Linked DNA regions of Mus musculus: region 1 is linked to region 2. Evidence: chromatin contacts called from ENCODE POLR2A ChIA-PET data. All regions are on one chromosome and are shown on one strand. Each heading gives the region's core, a stretch centred on a gene start or an enhancer-like site at or near the end of the contact. The rest is flanking DNA. Distances are from core to core; before and after follow the strand shown.

The links. ChIA-PET counts read pairs that join two places held with the same protein, here RNA polymerase II (POLR2A).
Region 1: POLR2A ChIA-PET joins it to region 2 with 33 read pairs in embryonic stem cell. The contact joins the enhancer-like site here to the promoter of Rps7 in region 2. POLR2A ChIA-PET finds 5 or more read pairs at or near these places in 5 of 5 experiments (Patski and embryonic stem cell).

Annotation. Positions count from the first base shown.
Region 1 is chr12:28,696,320-28,700,722 of GRCm38, reverse strand. It overlaps Trappc12 (trafficking protein particle complex 12), which reads left to right. Exons shown (of 12, transcript NM_178811.5): 9 at 3,481-3,579. Among named protein-coding and RNA genes, the nearest start is that of Mir6937, 19 kb to the right of the region's middle. Within about 2 kb of position 2,337, at least 1 of the 3 ENCODE cell types and tissues checked has a DNase peak (open chromatin) inside an H3K27ac peak, as active enhancers do.
Region 2 is chr12:28,633,843-28,638,330 of GRCm38, reverse strand. Rps7 (ribosomal protein S7) reads left to right here and starts at 2,378. Exons shown (of 7, transcript NM_011300.3): 1 at 2,378-2,475; 2 at 2,668-2,751; 3 at 2,844-2,915; 4 at 3,979-4,122. The coding sequence starts at 2,677.

The DNA.
Region 1 (4,403 bases), core at 1,088-3,587, 62 kb before region 2:
TGGCAGCCCTCCACGTGGCCAGCTCCTTGGACCTGGCAGGAAAGTCTGTGACCACAGCCCAGCCATAGGACAGTGTGTTTCCTCTGCACCTCTGCAGACAGGTGACGTGTGACATTGGGTGTAGACAGGCTCTTGTAGTAGGTGACCTTGACACAGAAGAATGGGTTTCCTAAAACCTCTCCAGCTGTCCTCACAGCTCTTTCCGACTCTTGAACACATTACAGCTTTTAGAAGTTCTGTGTGAGATATTTGCACATGGTCTGTTGCCACAGGGCCACTTTGTTCCTGGTATCTTCCCACATCCACCTCCCTGGTGACATCATTGCAGAGCCTCCCCCACCTCCCCATGGGCTGCAGCCCTCAGCCAAGGAGGGGCCTGCTTCCTTCTGTCCCACCGCCCCCTGTGAGGCCTGCCTCTCCTCACTGCTGTGGCCTGTAGCAGCCTGAGAAGGCACCGGGAGCCTCCAGTCTCCTGAAGTCTCTGAGCCTTGGTTGCCTTCTTAGGCTTGCAGCACTGGTGGTGCCCAGCCACAGGCTGAAGATGCTCAGGGAGGAAGTCGCTGCTCAGCTGCAGTGCACTCAGCTTGCCTTTCTGAGAGACTCTGTTAGAAAATAGTGTAACAAAAAACGCTTTCCTTTGTTTTACTGCAGTAGTGACACCGCCAGCAATGTAGGCACAGGCACCAAACGTCTGCCTGTGACATCCTGTCACCCAAGGTTCTGAACGGGACGGATTATCATGTCTCAAAAATACTTTCTCCATGGATGTAATTTAAATTAAAAGTTTGATTTAATCTTGATTTTCATGAGTTAAAGAAATGCTGTAAGGAAAGTGGATGTGAGCACATGCAGTCTGCTGCCATCTAGTGGACACGACAAGTATTGCCACAGTAGCTGGGCTGCATAGCTGGGGCCTGTGTGCCAGCTAACAATGACCTAATTAATCAGCCTTTTAATGATAAGAAATTTGCTCATATGTTCTAGTTCTGAGAGTCCCACTATATATTTCCAGGAACACCCGCTTGCAAGACAAAGCCCTTCGTTCATAAATGTGATATCCTGAGGTTTCACAGTAGCCATAAGATACCTGGACAGTTTTCAGCTTCACGTCCTTATACCTCCCACACAGCATTGACTATTGTGGCTTCTCTTTTGTGGGGAAGAGCCTGCCACACACAGGGTGCCTCCTCTTTGCTTGGAAAACACTACATAAAGCCTTTGTTGGCAACAGAACAGCCATTAATACAATTTAGCAGTCTCTCAGCCAATGCAGTTTTTAGGTGCAAGTCAGGCAAGAATGCTTTTGCCCACATATGAGTGTTTGTATTTCTATTCAAGGGCAGGTCAGTGTAGTCAGAAGAGTAGAGCGGACACACTACAAGAAGCTGTTGTCAGCTGGCCTCCAGGTTCCCAGAATGAGTGATTTCATTGACTAACAGCCAACTAGGTGGCCGTCAGTGACAGCCCTGAACACTCCCTCTAACCGCCCCCAGGCTTGTTGACACATGCTGACACTGATGCCGATAGCACCTGCCTGACAACCCCTTCTCTGCTGCTGCTTTTTCGGATCAGTCCCAAACCTGTGGATCCACCCTGCCTCCTAGGAGAACTGTAAAATCCTATCAAAACTGAACCTGGTGGTACATACCTTTAACACCAACATGGGAGACAGAAACAGATGGATCTCTTGAGAGTTCAAGACCAACTGAGTCTCTATAGTTAGTTACAGGCTGTACAGAGCTATACCGTAAGACTCAGTCTCAAAAAAGTTATATATAATGGGTATATTTATAGCCTGTTTCTTTTCTGTTGGGCCATTCTCAGTAGCATGTACCCTTGACCCTAGGGCAAGTTTGAAAGGCAGCAATGCCAATCAAAAAAATCTAAGATCCTAGCAGGGCTTACTCCTGAGGCATACTGACCCTCCATGCCATGCACCCTGGCCCTCCATGAGCTGTCCATCAGAAGCATCATGAGCAGGGTGGAGCCTAGGTCACGATGGCCTGTGATCAGATGCAGTACTGTGACTCGGCACAGCCTGCCCTCTGCTCGGTGAAATAAAACGTAAGGGTACGTACCAGGTTGGAGGAGGAGACCAGGATGGACCTTAGGGGCCATGGGCTAGACCCTGGTCAGCCTGAGAGCAGGCCCTCAAGTCGCACAGGGTGGCGTGTCCGTGTCCCCTCAGCCATGACCCTGACTGCCCAAAGGCTGCCTTCTCCCCTGACACCTCATGGTGCATGCACACACACACACATCCACGTGCACCTGCTGGCACAATGAGAAATAAGGCCGGCTGGCCTTGGGCGGGGCCGCAGTGACAGGCAGCAAACGTGGTAGGAGAGGAAATCAAGGCATGTGTGGTCTGGCTCCTTGTGAGCATCAGGCCTTGAATAAAATTAGTTTTAACGAGCTGCACTTGAAGGTACCAGACTGGAGAGTCTTCTTTTTTTTTTACCCCTGCCAAACTGGAATTTTCCTTGTCGTCTGTCTCTATAACCTCCCAATTAGCAAGCTCAGTCGCTGTAGTCCCAGTTTAGAGGAAACTTAAAGTTTAGAGTAGAGAAGTGAAATACCTCCCAGAATCTTATGGTTAGGAGGAAATGAGCAGTGCCAGCCTTGGACTGGTCACCATGAGCTGTAACTGAGAGGAAACAAGTGCTTGGCACGGCTCTTGCCACAGTGTTTGCTCGGCTGCACGCTACAGAGGCTGGAGGAGGAGCTGACCTTTGAACCCTCTCACTGAACCCAACTCTCATACCTTTTTGTACTGTGGACCAAAAGTGGGAAGTGGATACTAGGTGGGTGGTAGAGAGACTTAGCCTCAAGGAGGGGCTGCAGGCAGGAGTGGTGTGAGGCTGCTGCTAGGAAGGTGCACAGAGCTGAAGCACTGAAGACAAAGCTCAATCTGCAGGATACAGACGCCAAGGCCACAGCGCCTTCAGTGCCTCTGGACACCTGCCTCTATAGAGCAGCAGTAACTACATGTCATTATAGGTCACAGTGACATCCATATGCCCTCACTGTCATAGTAAACTTGATTGGTGGGTCATTTCAATGCAGGTATTTTGCCTCAATATTGAGCACAGAAAAGTGAGACACTTTCAAAGTGTGGCTTATGTGTTTGAAGGATGAAATGGTGCAGAACTACGAGTCCTTACAACAGCTCTGCCAGAAAAGAGGGAGGGACCAAATACAGGGATCTCTGGCTTCTGCTTAGGAAGTGGGAGCAAAAAGCAGCCTTTGGGCCAGATGCTAGGTCCAGAGCCCTGTGGTAACAAGAGGATGTATGTCACACAGAATTCAGAGTCCTCAGTCCTACCACCATTGGTGGGAGGGGTCTAGCACTAGCCTGCTGCCCCCACAGCTGTGTGTGTGTGTGTGTGTCTGTGTGTGTGTGTGTATCCCTGGACCATAATGCACTGCAAAGCGCTGTACAGCTTCTCCAGCTCACGACATGCTTTTGGTCTCTTACCATAGGACTATGTGCTGGCTGTGGATGCCTACCTCACAGTAATCAAGTACTACCCGGAGCAGGAGCCACAGCTGCTGAGTGGAATCGGCCGCATTCTCCTCCAGGTACTGGCTACACTGCTAACAGCCCAAAGGCTGAGTGCAGTGGCTGCAATCCTGTGAGGTTGCCTGTGAATTCTGCCCCTCAGAACTCATGCAAACAGGCAGTAGTAGGGAAATAGTTCAGTTCAAATTCATGTGACCATTAGGTGTTCTTTGCAATGATTCTGCTGTGTGGTGTTCTGTCCTGTTGCAGTTAGGGTCATCTGCTAACTGCAGCTGCTGTGTTGAGGGAACACTCAAGTGCACCCTGACACAGAGGCTGCAGCAATGCATAGGCTCGGTTCACTAATATTTGGTACATCATCTTGTCAGTCCCAGGATCAGGACCTCCCAGGCTGCCCAGGATATGGGCCTTGTGTGTTTGTCCCTGGAGAGGCTCTAAATCTGGGGAAAGAGGGTGTGGTTAAGAACAGCTGATGGCAAGAGGAGAAAGAGCCCACCCACTCTGGCACATGGCACTGCTACACTCGTGACCTCGCAGTGTTCTGCAGCCTGCATGGCCACCACACCTTAACAGCATCTGTAGCTAGAATGCCTTCCTGGCATGTGGGAGTCTGGAACTCATGGGTACTGGAGTCCTATATTCCCTGACTCCTTAGCAAGGCTTTCCTGCTTGGAAGACCCAGAACACAGGAGGAGGCCGTCTGCATACATATCTGGGAACACTGAAAGTACTTGTGCAGAGTGGGGAATCTGATATTTGGGGGGGGGGGGGCACAGTGGCCCCAAGGATAAGTGTCCCTCATTTCCACAGTGAAAGCCACATGACATAAGGAATGCTTAGGGACGCGACTGGCTTCTTCACTGAGCTGGAGCTGTTTGCTGTT
Region 2 (4,488 bases), core at 1,129-3,628:
CTACCTGTCTCTACTTCCTGACCTCTGGACTGACTAGTGGTGAATGCTGCTACCCTCCTCTGCCTGAACCTTTAAAAATTAGAAAGATTGCAACCAGGTGGTGGTGGCGCACGCCTTTAATTCCAGCACTCAGGAGGCAGAGGCAGGCTGAGCTATATGAGTCCAAGGCCAGCCTGGTCTACAGAGTAAGATCCAAGACAGCCAGGGCTACACAGAGAAACCCTGTCTTGAAAAAAAAAAAAAAGACAAAAGACAAAAGACAAAACAAAGGATCTGGCTCGTAGTTGAGTAATAATTTCTCCACTCACCTTGACAGACAGTAAAACCCAAAAGGCTAAATAATCTATCTCTGCTCCAGAATGTGGTGTAAGGGTGAAATGTACCTGGTGCCAAGTGACTGGGTCCTAACTGCTCCTTCATGTCCCAGGGTAGTACTATCATCCCTTTCTTTCTTTTTTTAAATTTTATTTTATTTTATTTTATTTTTTGGTTTTTCGAGACAGGGTTTCTCTGTATAGCCCTGGCTGTCCTGGAACTCACTACCAGGCTGGCTTCGAACTCTGAAATCTGCCTGCCTCTGCCTCCCAAGTGCTGGGACTAAAGGTGTGCGCCATCATGCCCAGCTCTATCATCCCTTTCAAAGGCTTTCCTAACTCCCTAAAGTGTACATCTGTCCTCCTTACACTTTCGCACATTTTTTTGTTATGCAAGCCATAACAAAATATTGTATATTTATTTTTTAAAAAAATTTATTTATTTAATATACGTAAATACACTGTAGTTGTTTTTAGACACACCAGAAGAGGGCATCTGATCTCATTGCGGATGGTTGTGAGCCACCATGTGGTTGCTGGGATTTGAACTCAGGACCTTCAGAAGAGCAGTCATCGCTCTCTGACCCACTGAGCCATCCCTCCAGTCCTGTATATTTCATCATGTATTTACATAATGTCTTTACCAAACTGTGTTTTCCGTGATGACAAGGATTCACTTGGTTTTAGTAACCAGCTTCTAGGCTAAAACAGGCTATTCAACTACATGTGAATCAGGTGTGCTTGTATTGCCTGTCTAGAGCAGAGCCTCACAGGGCACATGAAGTTAGGGTGACAGTCAGCAGTGGTGGGCATTTCTTCAGTAAACATTGCTTTGATGAGTTTGTTGTTTCCCATCCTCAGATCTTTCTGACTTACTGTTCCTAATCTGTCTGTCTGTCTCTTTTTTTCTGACAATGCCCTGACTAAAGGAAATTGCTCCACTATAGAGAGTGCTCTCCCAGGGCTGTCTTCATTCTTTTTTTTTTTTTTTTTCTCCCTTTTGGTTTTTCCAGACAAGGTTTCTCTATGTAGCCCTGGCTGTCCTGTAGACCAGGCTGGCCTCAAACTCAGAGATCTGTCTGCCTCTGCCTCTCCCTCTCGAGTGTTGAGATTAAAGGTTCATTCTGTTTTAGTGTTTCTCACTGACCTGGCTTCCTTGCTCTCCCCACCTTTTAGGGCTTAACTGTCCCTGTTTTGCAGGTAGCCCAGGCAGGCAGAAGCCTGGCCTTCTACAGCTAACCCCACCGTCAGCTTCCGTTATTGGTACTCTCTGAAAATGGATTTTTTTTTTTTTTTTTTTTTTTTGAGACAGGGTCTCTATTGCAGCTCTGGCACTCGCAGACCAAGCCTGCCTTCACAGTGATCCCCGCCTCTGAATCCTGAGAAAAGGCATGAGCCACCATATTTAGCATTCTCGGCAGATGTTCAACAGGGCAGCTTCATACTTGTGAAGACAGGGGTTCCTGGACATGTTCTAGAATCGTCTGCTGTACCAAGCAATATACGTAAAAACCAGGAATTAATGACTATTAATTAACACTACCTCACTAATTTGATTCCCTATAGGAAGAGCTGAACACAAGTCTGATTCCCGCCCCAACCCCGTACCTCATTTTTTGATACATGGTTTGTATACGTAGCCCTGTCTGTCCCAGAACTCTCTTTGTAGACCAGGCTGGCCCCAAACTCAAGAGATCCGCCTGCCTCTGCCTCCCGAGTGCTGGGATTACAGGCGTGCGCCACCACCATGCTGATTCCCTTTCATTGTGTTAGCAGGAAACGCGGAGAAAGCTGGGGACTAATGAAACATTTGAAACGTCCCATCTTCGTGGGGAAGGAAGCTGCTTTCTTTCTTTTTCCTAGGGCCGTCCGGCCGCCACCACTCTGCCCAGGTCTCCAACTAGGGGAGCGGAGAATTTTCACCAACGGAGCCGAACGCTGACGACTACCGGGAACAAGCGAAACCGGCACGCTCATCCTCCCGCATTAGTTCCCAGTAGGGAACTATTTTCCGGTACACTCTAGGCGGTCCAACTCTTTTCAGAAGAGCTTCCGGTTTCCACCCACCTACTTCCGCTGTCCCCACCTCTTTTCTTCCGCCACCCGGATATGAGCCGTTCTCGCGAGAGCCGTCCCTCTTTCTAAGCCGGCGATCCGTCAGGTAGGTTCGCGGGCCGCAATGTGGCCGCGGTTTTTCGCAGAGTTTGGGGGAACAGACTCTTGGGGGGCGTCCGGGGCGGCAGAGCCTGCTCCCCGGGGTGGGATGCAGCGGATTATCCGCCTTGCGCCCGTAGATGGCCCCGGCTTTGGCGGCCCGCGCCCCAGGTGACCGGTGGCACCTTCCTCCCCTCAGGGTGAAGCCATGTTCAGCTCGAGCGCCAAGATCGTGAAGCCCAATGGCGAGAAGCCGGACGAGTTCGAGTCTGGCATCTCTCAGGTGAGCTTGTCGCCCGGGTGCCCCCCGCGATCGCGCTTGACCTCAGGGTCCCCTGACCCCCGGCATGGCGCCCACGTTCTCTGTCTCCCCAGGCGCTGCTCGAGCTGGAGATGAACTCCGATCTCAAGGCGCAGCTGCGGGAACTCAACATCACCGCAGCCAAGGTGAGCGGGGACCCCGGAGTGCGCTCGCTCGCTGCCCACGGGTGGTTGACAGCCTCTATTCCCGGGGCAAGAGACGGGAGGGCAGCAGACAGGGACTTCCAGTGCAGGCCAGTCTCACGCTTAAGTCCGTGCTGCCTTCTGCACTTGATTGCTGGACTTTTTTTTTTTTTTTTTTCTTTCCCCACTGACATTAACCTTAACTTTTTGGAAGTGTTTAGACCCAGTACCACTCGGTTGAGGATCAGTGGGTGTTTCTGAGTTTGGCGTTTGACAGGTGTTTCGTTTTTGTAAGTTAGTATTTTGCTTCTGTTAATGTACATGCACCTTGCGTGTTCCTGAAACTTGAATTACAAATGCTTGTGAGTGCTGGGAACTGAACCTGGGTCCTGTGCCCTGAACTACCACTGCTCAGCCACCCAGGGAGAGTGTTAATTTTATTGAGTTTTTTGGTCAATTTCATAGTGTTGGAAAGTTTTGAATTTGGAGAAGAGCCTTACATCAGAGATACCCAGGCCATGGTGAATTTAAAGTTGACCTTTCTAGATGGTTCAATCATGTTGGGAGATCCTGAGGTGGCACATGGCCAGAGTCATGGTCTGATCAGACTCACCAGACAGAATCTCTTCTAACCTAGGCTGGTCTCCCGACTTGGATTGTAGTTGAGGCTAGCCTTGAACTCCGTCCTCCTGCCTCTACCTCTCCAGTGCTAGGATGATGGACATATGGACATAGCTCTCTGCTGGCCTTTTGGTGTCTCTTGTAGAGTCACCGGGATTGTGCGATGGAGGCTCCACCTTAGAACCTCAATATGAGCGTCATGGTTTAACTTGCGAACCCCTAGGCTATGTCCAAACCACAGGAGAATGTTTGAGGGGGGAGTTGTTTGCTGGTTGTGGCAGAGCATATTAATCTTAGCACTTGGGACTACAAGGACTACAAGGACTCTGCCTCAGAAGGGGGCGGGTCCTTGATTCAGGTGGTATTTGGCTGTGAGTGGTGCCATTTGAATGAGGAAGATGGAGGTTAAGGACTGAAAAATGACACAGACATTTTTTCCTCCCAGGAAATCGAAGTTGGTGGTGGTCGGAAAGCTATCATAATTTTTGTACCAGTTCCTCAGCTTAAATCTTTCCAGAAAATCCAAGTCCGGCTAGTTCGTGAATTGGAGAAAAAGTTCAGTGGCAAGCACGTGGTCTTCATTGCTCAGGTATCCATCTGCTCAGTTGCCCCTCTTCAATTCCTGGGGCTTAAGTTCTGTTGGTGAGGATGCTGTCAGCCCTGTTGGTGGAAAGCTCAGCCTAGGGTGTTGGGGTGAGAGTGGGAAGTCTGCTGGTCTGGGAGTAGCAGGCTGGAGGGGCTGGTATGGGACAGTGCTTGAGTTCAGGATTGGCTTTGGTGCAGTGTGCAGGGTGAATGAAGTAGGGCTGATGGGAAAGAGGAATGCTGCTGGCAATTTGTGCTGAGTGGTGGGCTGTTGTGAAGGTGGCGACATGGGTATTTTTGTACTTAAAGTAGTTGAGATTTGTTGGCTTTATTATTAGCTCATTGTTTTGTGTTTATTTTTATTATAATT